2 separate regions of the Homo sapiens genome follow, and region 2 is linked to region 1. The links are chromatin contacts, found by Hi-C or POLR2A ChIA-PET in ENCODE. All regions are on one chromosome and are shown on one strand. The core of a region is the stretch at or near the end of the contact, and the rest is flanking DNA. Distances in the headings are between cores, read along the strand shown. Region 1 overlaps RBMS1 (RNA binding motif single stranded interacting protein 1). Region 2 overlaps RBMS1 (RNA binding motif single stranded interacting protein 1).

Region 1 (5,613 bases), core at 188-2,687:
CAAAATTTTCTGTTTTTACAGGGTAACAATGCTTAAGAGAAATATTAAGGGAACAAAATGGGCAATAAAAACCTTTGAAAAATCTCCAGGCCTTTTACTAGATTCATAATTTTCCCTCTAAACATTATCTTTTCTGCTACCTGGCATAGGACAATGCCCTCATAATATCACTATACACACAGAGTTATGAAATGTGGGCAAGAGCGGTTTTCAAGCCCCACTGGACACATAACCAATTGGAAAAGTCAGAGTAACACAGAAAGCAGATGTAAAACAAGCTGAAGCCTTTGAAGGGAGTCTGCCAGCAGACACATATGCACTTCATTGAGGCTCCTCTGTGACAAGATGAAGCTGTGAGCGATGTGGCAGAATGATAACAGTGCAACACTGAGAATCTAACAGGCATTCCCTGCCCTTAGCACACAGGGACTTATTCACACTCCATTAATGTCATGGAGAGGTTCAGAAAGCGAGATGGGAAATCATACTGTCTCCTGCAGCACTGAACACACAGTTAGCCTTTGTCTTTGAGAGGTGGTGGTGGTGGCGAGGGGGAGAGGTGTTTGTGCAGGGAGTCAGGGCGCCAGAGCTGTTCTCAGCTCTAGGATAGTTCCAGCTCACATGCCATACGCATTAGTCTTCTCAAAGACTGTACTCTCTTCCAGGAAGGTCCTAGAAGAGCATTTTTAGACAAATCACTGAATCATGATCATGTGTTTCAGTGTTTTTGCCTGAGGCATGTCTCCTAATTTGGACACTGGTTCTAGATAACTAAAACTTCCCATCTCTGTTTCTAACATTCATTGTGTAGAAAACTGCCACCATACTATTTCTGCATAATGGAATTTTTATCAAGCAAGTATTAAGTGGTTGTGGAAAAACTCGATGGAATTCACCTAGCTGTGTCATGAAGAAGCCATGGGTTCTTTTACCCTGGTTGGGGACATTCCATGTAAATCTGACTTAATACAAACAAGCCACCTCCAATATTTCAGGAAAAAATGCAGGACTGGGTGGGGAAAGACAGAAGGAAAGGCCACATAAGCAATTATTTTTTCCCCCAACAAACTATAATATACATTTAAAGAAACATCTGCTATAAGAAAAGATAAAGCCTCTTTTAAAATATAGTGACATCAGACACAAAAGCACAAGATTTTAAAAGAGCATTTCAGAAAGCAGACGGCACTAGAAATTGTGATGTGGTACATTAGATTTTTACAAAACTGTAACCATGTGCTTTATTATGTGCCATGCCCCAGGCCAGAGTGGAACATGGCTGGCATGAGGGACCCAGCCATGCCACTCGGGTATGGAAAGAATATGGTGGCAGGAGGGCAGGCAGTGTAGAAGTGACAGCTCATGTGCATAGCTGACTTCCTCCTGCTTAGTCATCTAGAGACTTCCTTAAGAGTGTCACAGCTAGGATGAGTTCATTGTTCAGTTTGTTCATTTTGAGAAAGTATCTTTCGGGAATTGTGTCTAACGTGGGTTTCTTTTCTGTACTTGGCTCCAATGTCATGGGCAAACTGCCAGCCATGCAAGAATCCAAGTATTCTGACAGGAATCATCCCAGATAATTCTGCTTACGCCAGCTAAACAACTTGCATCATTAAATAAACCGTCTTCTGACTGTATTTATGAAATGTTATGTCTACCTATCAATGAGACTACATTATGCAAACATTCAAGTGGAGGCTCATTCAACTGACCCCTGCCTGACAATATTTTTGTTTTTTATCTGGTTCTTCTGATAATAATCATATGCCCTCCACAGAGAAACTGATGCTATGGAGTAACCATTCAGGGGATATAAAGAAAGAACAGTATCTAATACACAAACTGGTACTCAAAAGAATTCTGAAGTCACCATGTATACAAGAAAAAAAAAAAAAAGAAAAAAGAAGTCTAGAGAAGTTGAAAACTCTTTCACATTCTTTGTGGGTTTTCAAGTCTACTGGGGACTTGTTTTGGAAAAAGCTGAATTCACTGTGCCAGTGTGCTTCCAAGTCTGGCATTATACATTTAACATTCATGCCTAAAGGCAATTTAACCTCCTGTGCAAAAAGGTGGTATCCAAAAAGGCCCTCAAATTAGCAATAATTCTTGGGAAGAGCTCTGCATGAAAAATGCTCTTAGAAACCTGTTGGTAACTTCTGGTGGTAGGGTGATGCACAAGTTCCCTGAGTCTAGCACAAAATTAAAAAGAAAACATAGCTCCTGCCCCCAAAGAACATGCAATCTAATTGTCAACCAAGACTTACACACTCAAAAGATCATTACACATTCAAAATGGCACAAAATTAAGTGCTAATTCAGAACAAAGTGAACAGCTTGACTGAAAAACTGTACCCCTGCAGTAACGCTCTCAATGTAAAAGGAACTAATCTGTTTCTTGTGCTCCATTTGTAACTTGGCACAGCTTGGAAGAAATTACTCTTTACTAGCTGTGAAGGTGAAGAGGATCCTACGATCATTTACATGTGGTTTGGAAATCTAGGGCTTTTATTTCCCTTGAATGGATGTGACCAATAGTCTGCAAACCCCCTTCAAAGAAAACACCAATGACAAAACCACGAAGTTCTTTAGAGAAAAAAAGAGACTGTCTAACCTTGATCTGTGACACCCTGAGATCTACTGTATTCAAGGAACTGAAGAGCTTTTGTTGTTATTAATTTAGCAAACCATTCCTTCAACAGGGAAGATCTTATCTTAGACTGATACACCATCAAAACAAAAGTGTCCTAGATGTTTTTCCTTCTCAAACTTTCCTTGTTGCACACAAGAATGAGTTAAAAAAGCAAAGAGGTCACAAGTAGGTGGATGAATAGGTGGTCACAAGTAGGTGGAATAGTCCCTTCAAAGGGACTAATGTGTGGGGCCCTGCTCGTGCAAAGGCTGACACCGTAGGAGCAAGAAAACGCCAGCTGGGCACAGGTGCTCAATGCCGGAGGCTGACAGGGTAGGGTTTACAGAAGACTCCCACGTACAAAATTTCTCCTTTGTCTTTACTTGGGCAGAAGTTAAAAACATTATTTTCTCTTTCCATTTTTTTTCAACTCTACTGATGTTGATGGGAAAACAATACTAACTTAAAAAACAAAAAAAGGAATCTCTTCCACTAGATTGAGTTTCTTGAAATAATTACTTCCAGGTTTTATATTTTATGCTCCAAATTTGTGTATGTAAGCAGTTCAACTTCAGATACAGTCACAGATGCAGTGTGCTCTCAGGTTTTAGTATTACAAGATCAGGTGTAGCCTGTGGAACTGCACATACAAATTAGTTTCTCTATGAAATGAAAAGCAACTGAATACAGAAAATTAAAGTGAATTTCTAATGGTAAACATCAGTCATCTAGCTAAAGATAAAACAGTGGAGCTACGGCGGAATAAATACTAAACACTAGTTATACGTGCACAGCCTTGGAGAAACTGCTCTCTTCCATGACTTCTGGCTGGAATGAATCTAACTTCAAAACACCTCAATGTTTCTTGGCTGTGTCTCATGTGAAAAACTGGGATAAATATTCTATATTGCCTCTGTGCTTGCTTTCAAGATTGGGCCTGACCTGTTTTTTTATGTTATTTAATAAGGTTCAATTCACTGAATCTATTAACTTCAGTGTGTACATATTTTTGCATAGAAAAAGTGGCAAAAATCTGTGTTTTGGCAAATGGGGCACTCTGTTCTAATTCTTGTGGATTCTGTGGCAGTTGCTCACTTTAGAGACTCCTCCCCCATTCAGATATGAGCACCAGTGTCTGCTCTCCCAGCCTGAGTATTTGGGATAAATCTTCTTGATATGGTGAACCCACTTGACACTCCAACAAACAGGTGGCCAGGGTAGCAGTTAAAGGCTCCCTCTCCAGACCTGTACCCAACACTAAGTGAAACCTCAACTTTAACCCTTGGGCATGCTTGGGCAGAAGCTGGAAAGTAGGACTTTTAGCTGACATGGACCTAAGGCTCAAAGAAGACTTGCTGATCTGGGATACAGATTGGGAAGTAGAATTACAGATGCATTATGCCAGCTAAACATAAGATGACTAAAATTACAGGGGAGAAAGATGGAGGAGGGTGTATGTGGCTTTTTTTCTTTTTCCCCATTTTAACAATTTCATTACCTCCCCCTCAAAGCAAGGTGATGTGGTTTCTAAATTTTGAAACTTTCTCCTTTCTGGCAGGTGGCATGCTAGTGGCTGGCTGCAAATCAGATCAGAAGACATTTCAATTTCCCCCCACATGGTAGCTTGTTAAGAACATGGTATTGGCCTGGTGTTACAGTGTAGTAAAATTTATTCAAAACCACCAAATATTTGTTGTTGCATAGTATGGCTCAAAAGTTGTGGTGGGCATGAAAATAAAAAGCTGAAGATACAGTTTCTACTTTCAAGGAGCTTCTAGTTTAGTGGGACTGACACATGTAAACATGTTAAGTGCCACAGCACACACGGAGGTGTCCTCAAGGTGATGATCTGCAGACACAGCATAACCCAACTGGGTCAGAGGAGGTCCTTGCAGGGAGAAGGCAAGCCCTGAACACAGTCTTGAAAGCTGAGGAAGAGACAGCCAGGCTAAAGGGAACCAAAGGGATCTGGGTCATTGGAAACCATGAGAGAAAGCCAAGAAAAATGATGCAGCACGCTGTGTTGGGAATACCATTTGTAGTTCAATGTTGGAGGAGGATAAGCAGGAAGGCAGAGGATGGAGGGAGACAGGACTGCAGAAGTAGGCAAGGGCTCCTGTCACCTTTGGCTTTCCATGCCATTCCAGGAATCCTCAATCTTTCCTTCTAACTGAGAGGGGGTCGATTTTTAACAATAAAGTGACACATAGGTATATATTTTATCTAAGTCTCTCTGGCTACAGTCAGGGAGAATACCTTAGAGAGGTAAGAAGAAATAGGGCTGATGCAATGGTGCAGATGAGAGATGATCAGAAATTAAACTAGGCAGTGGCAGAAGAAAGGGAGGGAGAAGGTAGATTCTAGAAATAATCAGAAAGAAAAATTTGGGGACTTGAATGATTATTTGTATGTGAGATACAAAGCACAGGGGAGGTAGGGGAGTCCAGTCCTGGGTTTCTAGCTTGGGAGTCTGGGTAGATACTGGTTCCACTAACTGAGAGCAGGAAAACAGGAGGAAGAGCAGAATTAGATGGGAAGTGAGGTAAGGGGGACTAGTGTAGTTCTGGAGAGGATGAATATAAGGTAACTGAGGTCAGGCAGTCTGAAACTCTGGGGAACAGCCAGGATGAGAGATGAATGAGAGTCAATGACTATGAATATAAGTAGTAGTTAAAACCTTGAGAGTAGATGAAATTATCAGAATCCTGAGCCAAAAAATGGAATTCAAGGCAACACTAACAATTAAAAGCAGATAGAAGAAATAAGTTTACAAAAGAGAAAGGATTAACACAAGATGGGAAGAAAACGGAGACAGGTGCAAAAGTAGTCAAGGGAGGACGCACTTCATGGATGAGTGAGGGGCCAGCAGTCCCAAATACATACAGCAGACAGACACAGGATAAAAAGAGGGGAAATTCTCCAGATGGGGTAATCAGGAATTAAGAGTTACAGGTTGAACTGTGTGGGGTCCTAACACCCAGCCC
Region 2 (5,968 bases), core at 1,513-4,012, 93 kb after region 1:
TAACCTTAAAATCAGCCTATACATATAAAGAGCTTCTCGATCCCCCTCGTCCTACTCAGGGGCTTGGAGGCTTCTTTGCACAGCCTCATAAAAAAATAAATAAATAAAAAATAAAAAAGAGAGAGAGAAAGCTAACTAAAACAACAACAACAAAAACCCCTAGGTTCAAAAGTAACAGGCAGGTGAAGCTGGGAGAGCCACTTCCCCAGAAGAGGTCCCTGGAAGGCCTGGCCTGTTCCAGACTGTCATTGTTCTGGGATTTTGTCACTTGAGATTGTTTTATCATCTGAAACTCTAAAGAGAGAGGCATTTGGGTCAGGGCCCCACTTTAAAATCTCAAAACTTCCAGGATGTGACGTGATGAAATGCTCATCACTTAGGACAACTGAGAAGAGCATCAGGAAGGGAATGTAGAGATGCCCACGTGTTCTGTTCGGGGTGCCTCCCTTTTATTATTCTCAAGCTTCACAGAGAGAAGAGAATGCAAAAGATCATCCCATCTACATTTTTTGGTAAGATTATTAGATGCAAGGAAGATACTCTTCCTCTATCTATGTACCACATGACAAACCTGCGCTCACAAGAGACTCAGAATGGATGCTGGCTATATTGGTTCGAAACGTCCACTGAAAGGCTGGGTTTCTGTGGTAACCTGGGAAACCTAGGAACCTGGCTTCCAAACATGGTATAATGTTTCTACACACAAAAACATGTGTTCTGACTTCAAAAAGCCAAACTGAAAGAACTTCTGAACTAGAATTTATTTGTCTAGGTAGTATGATGATTTCATTTCTTAATCAAAATATCATAATTTTATTAATATAGGTAAAACTATGCTAAGGGCGTAAGCAGCTAAATTAATTTGTTGGCTAATACTCATTTATAGTCAAACCAAATACTTTGAATTGAATGTTTATGTCCTCCTAAAGTTCATTTGTTGAAATCCTAACCCCTAATGTAATAGTATAGAAGGTGGGGCCTTGGCCAGGCACAGTGGCTCACGCCTGTAATCCCAACACTTTGGGAGGCTGAGGCAGGTGGATCACGAGGTCAAGAGTTCGAGACCAGCCTGACCAACACAGTGAAACACCGTCTTTACTAAAAATACAAAACTTAGCCAGGCATGGTGGCGCGTGCCTGTAATCCCAGCTATTCAGGAGGTTGAGGCAGGAGAATCACTTGAACCCAGGAGGCGGAGGTTGCAGTGCTGAGAGCTGAGATCGTGCTATTGCACTCCAGCCTGGGAGACAGAGTGAGACTCCATCTCAAAAAAAAAAAAAAAGATGTGGCCTTTGGAAGGTGATTTAGGTCATAAAGATGGAGCCCTCATGAATAGGATTACTGCCCTTATAAAAACATACCCCAGAGAACCCTATGGCTCTCTCTGCCACATGAAAATACAGCAGTCAGCAGTCTACCACCCAGAAGAGAGCCCTCACCAGAACCCGATCATGTTGGCACCCTGATCTCAGACTTCCAGCCTCCAGAACTGTGACAAATAGATTTCTGTTGTTGATAAGCCACCTAGTCTACTTTGTTAGAGCGGCCTGAACTAAGACATCAACCATTCAGGTCTTTTTATACACCTAGTCATACTAGAATTCCCTCAGTATTTTTCACAGAAATGCAGGATTTTATGATTATTTATTCCTATTACAAACGTGGGCTTACCTTCCAGTGTGCCGCTTTCTGGAAGCTACTGTTATTTTGTGTACATCACCACTCCTCCTAGCTAGGTGTCAGCTGAAGAACTGGGAAGCATGTTTTCTACATGGTGTACAAGTTGCTGCTTTCAACCAATTTGATCACAGGACACTGTCTGTTTATCAAATTCTAAGACTGTCCCCACCCCTTGATATTCCTGGCTGCTTTCCCCTCTAGCTGTTCAATAGCCCTATATATGGTTGTCAGTATAGAAGTTAAAAATTTCAAAATGTTATTAGCTGCAGCAGCTGGGGATGCGGTGATGCTAGTAAATGGGAAAAGACTGAGGCAAGTGAGATTACATTACAGTATCTAGTCTTTTTATTTTAATGATTTTTTTTTTTTGCAGTCTTCCCTTAGGAGGGATGAATAAGAATTGGGTAAATCTCCACATTTTAGCAAGAGCTTTTAATCACTAAATGTTTTTTCCTAAAGGTAGCATTAACTGGCAGGTTTTAGGGATGGTGCCTGAACAAGCAGAGGCAGGGAGAGGAGCCACGTCGTGGTCTGGGTGCCTCTCTGATTAGACAGCTGACCAGTTTCAGGGGAGGAAGGGGTTTCTGCAATGGCACAAGCCCTGGAACATTTTCTGTCTGTGCTGCAAATGACAGTCTTTCCTACTCTGTGTACAGCAGAGAGGGTGAGGAAAAGGGTCAACAAAAAGAAAGAAAATGGAAACTCATTCTCATTGCTCACAGTATTTGGGCTCAATATATGCTCAGGAATCTCTCCTTTTTGTGACAGCCTCCCCCACAAAACACACAGATCCTCCCACCCCATAATGTGCAAATGCATACACTGCCACCCCATCAGGCAGTTACTTTAAAAATTATATGGCAGACATTAGACAGGAAAAAAAAAAAGAAAAGAAAAAGCTTTTCCTTATCCTAGATTTCAGAGAGCTTCATCTGAACCCAGAGGTTTATGCCTGGCCCTGGCATCTTAGCTGGCTCAGCATGTCCACAGGCTGACCTCTGAAACTATTTCCAGTGTCCTAGAGGAACTCAGAATGGCTCTCATGCATCAGTCCAGCTGCTCCGGTACTACAGCCAAACAGGGTTCCAACTAACATGTGCTGTTAGCTTTTCTGACGTCAATCCTAAGCAAAGTATCCCAATTTTTCTTTGGACTCAATTTTAACTCAGTTACTCATAAGACTGTCATTCTCTTATTTGGCACCCATTTACATTTCCTGCCTGCATCACCCCAGACTTAAAAGATCACTGCTTTAGAAGACAGTTCATTTCTCATCACTGAAAGGTTCAAACACACAGAGCAACCGCTCTTTGAGGAATAATTCACCCAGTGGTCCTTAGCCTTCAGTGAGATTCCAGGTAACCCAGATAGCCTAAAATGCCCCCCACATTGTTTTTGCCGGCGACAGAGGGACCCAATGGTTTACATTTTTAATGAGCACCCCAAGAGTTTCTGATGCAGGTGGTACGGTGAGGGGTAAAACCAAGACAGCAAGTCTTTGAAATTCAGAGACCCAGTGCCCCTGCTAAGCTGGAAGGGCTACTCCACGGGATTCCACAGCTAATCGGAATCTTCTGGGCACTCTAGCTCTGGGTCCGTGTCACTCCCAAAGCAGCCCCATCTTGTCCCTTGCTCCACACAGAGTCCACCTTTCAACTCTTCCAAATGACACTTGACTTGTCACTCCCCAGCAGGAAAAGGCGTCTCCTGGTTCTAAAACTGCCTGCTCTCTGCCCGCACCCTTCAGATCCTCTTTTGTGTCAGCTGAGCCAAGCAATTTCCGGTTCCCTGAACTGACACTTCTAACCAACCCTCCCTGCGATGCGAGAGGTTTTCATGGCTCCTCTAATTGACATGTAGGGAGTTCCTAGGTTAACAGGTCTACAAACTTTATTGGGATAAACAAATTGCTGGGATGAATCCCCCTGGGGGGAGGCCTTCCACAGCATACACCCACACAGTGACAGGCCAGATCTTTCTGTTCCTATTCAGGCATAGAGTAATTTCCACATGTGCTCATCTCACAAACTGTCTCCATCCTTACTTTAGTTGACGTGATTGTTTGTGGCAAAAATTTCAGAAAACAGCTGTCCTGGTCAACCCAACGACCTCATTTTAATCAGAAAGGGTGGAGCACCTCTAGGCGCATCCCTGACACAGAGCACTGTCACACACTGACAATTCTTGCTGAGATAATGACCGATAAGTATACCTAACTTCACACCCTGGATGTGTTCTGGAAAAATTTGATATGAGCAAATCCATGTTTTAAATGTGATGAGGAAACACAATTTTTAAAGAAAGCCTGAGAAAAATACCAGAAAATGCTGTGCCCTGCAAAATATGCATGAAATACATAAATGCTATTGTTACAAAGAGAGGTTCCAGTGCTCAAAGATATTAAACAATCTAGCTGGTAATGATAAACATACCTAAACAAAAGCTTAAAAAACAACTCAGCAGGATGGGCGTGGTGGCTCATGCCTGTAATGCCAGCACTTCGGGAGGCCAAGGCAGGTGGATCACCTGAGGTCAGGAGTTCAAAACCAGCCTAGCCAACATGGCAAAACCCCATCTCTACTAAAAATACAAAAATTAGCCAGGCGGGGTGGCGCACACCTGTAGTCCCAGCTACTCAGGAGGCTGAGGCAGGAGAATCGCTTGAACCCAGGAGGTGGAGGTTGCAGTGAGCCAAGTTTGCACCACTGCATTCCAGCCTAGGCAACAGAGCAAGACTCTTGTCTCAAAAAAAAAAAAAAAAAAAAAAAAAAAAAAGGCAAAAAACCCTCAGTAATTAACCAACAATCACATAATGAGGAATCCTTTTATAATGAAAATTACTAGTTTTTTTTTTTTTTCAATCAATCCATCTAAGATGTGTCCCCTGTATTCTGGTGGGGAGGGGAGGAGAGGAAAATTTTACCAAAAACCTGAAGGTTGAGAAAAACTAAAGAGAGGCCCCTCTAATAAAACATATGTACATCTTTAAATTCTTACATAAGACTCAAGAAACTTAAGTTTTAATGCTACTTCATATTCTTACAGAATTGCAGCTCTGTAATAGCTTTCAAAACAATCTTACAAATGGGCAAGAATATTACAAGAACTCACTCCCATTCCCTAGAGGTAACCTGATACCTTAATGGGTAGTGGTGCAACCCATCCCTTTCTCAAGACAACAGGCATTATTGCTTTTCCACTCCACCCACTTACACACCCCAAGTGAGATGTGGTGGATGAAACCCATCACATCAGAATTGTTCTAATGTAATAAAGAGCAGGAACTTTAGGAAAAAAAAGAGATCATCTGCCTGGAAGAGGTAGACCTTGAATTTCAACTTAAAGAAGAGAGGGACACAAACTTGAAGATAGGACGCTGTAGTTCTGTGGCCAGTTGTGATAGCCTAACAAAAGCTTGGAGGAGAGGAAGGAAAGACTTCAGAAAGAAAGGAAGGGCTCAAGACTGATGGCTCATGCCTGTAATCTCAACACTTCGGAAGGCCAAGGCAGGAGGATCACTTGAGGCCAGAAGTTTGAGATCAGTGTGGGCAGCATGGTAAGACCTTGTCACTATGAAAAAAATTTTTTTTTAATTAGCCGAGTGTGGTGGCACACGCCTGTGGCCCCAGCTACACAGAAGGCTGAGGTGGGAAGACCGCTTAAGCCCAGGAGGTTGAGGCTGCAGTGAGCCATGTGCATGCCACTGCACTCCAGCCTGGGCTGAGACCCAGTCTCAAAAAAAAAAAAAAAAAAAAAGCAACGAGGAACTTTTGGCTGGAATGGCAGGTATGAACTTGCACAAAGCAGAGGATGGGAAGAAAGGGGCAGTCACTCAGGATCCTTGAAGGCTATGGACATTGCCATAGCCATTAACATATTTAAGCTATTAATATTTCTGTAAAGAAATATCTTCTAACTGCAAGTTAAAAACAACCACCAAAAAAAAAAAATAACATTTCCATATACATTATGTACAACAGAGCCACCAATATAATACTTCTGCTATGGAAGCTAATGTGACCACAAGTGAGTCATGAAGTATTTTGCATTTATTTCAGGTCCAACAACGTGCCCAGTTGATGAATTTTGCCTAAATTGAATGTCTCTGGTACCACATTGTTATGGGGTGAATTGTATGCACCCAAGAAGACAGACTGGAGTCCTAACCCCCGGTACCTTGGAATGTGACCTTATTTGGAGACAGGGTTTTTACAGAGGAAATCAAGTTAAAATGAGGCCCTAATCTAGTATGACTGGTAGCCTTATTAAAATGAGAAGTTTGGACACA

Evidence for each region. A loop is a pair of places that touch in the nucleus more often than their neighbours do. ChIA-PET counts read pairs that join two places held with the same protein, here RNA polymerase II (POLR2A). Pooled maps may share reads with other maps.
Region 2: a loop to region 1 is called in a pooled map, with 2.6 times the contacts of the local background. The contact joins two enhancer-like sites. A Hi-C loop is called at or near these places in 1 of 168 maps with a recorded cell type or tissue (cardiac septum) and 3 of 50 pooled maps. POLR2A ChIA-PET finds 5 or more read pairs at or near these places in 4 of 52 experiments (AG04449, AG04450, BJ and 1 more).

What each region holds. Positions count from the first base shown.
Region 1 is chr2:160,293,139-160,298,751 of GRCh38, forward strand. All of the region lies in intron 6 of RBMS1 (RNA binding motif single stranded interacting protein 1), which reads right to left. Among named protein-coding and RNA genes, the nearest start is that of LINC02478, 24 kb to the left of the region's middle. Within about 2 kb of position 1,438, at least 17 of the 41 ENCODE cell types and tissues checked have a DNase peak (open chromatin) inside an H3K27ac peak, as active enhancers do.
Region 2 is chr2:160,385,274-160,391,241 of GRCh38, forward strand. The region is part of intron 1 of RBMS1 (RNA binding motif single stranded interacting protein 1); the gene reads right to left. Among named protein-coding and RNA genes, the nearest start is that of MIR4785, 20 kb to the right of the region's middle. Within about 2 kb of position 2,763, at least 24 of the 41 ENCODE cell types and tissues checked have a DNase peak (open chromatin) inside an H3K27ac peak, as active enhancers do.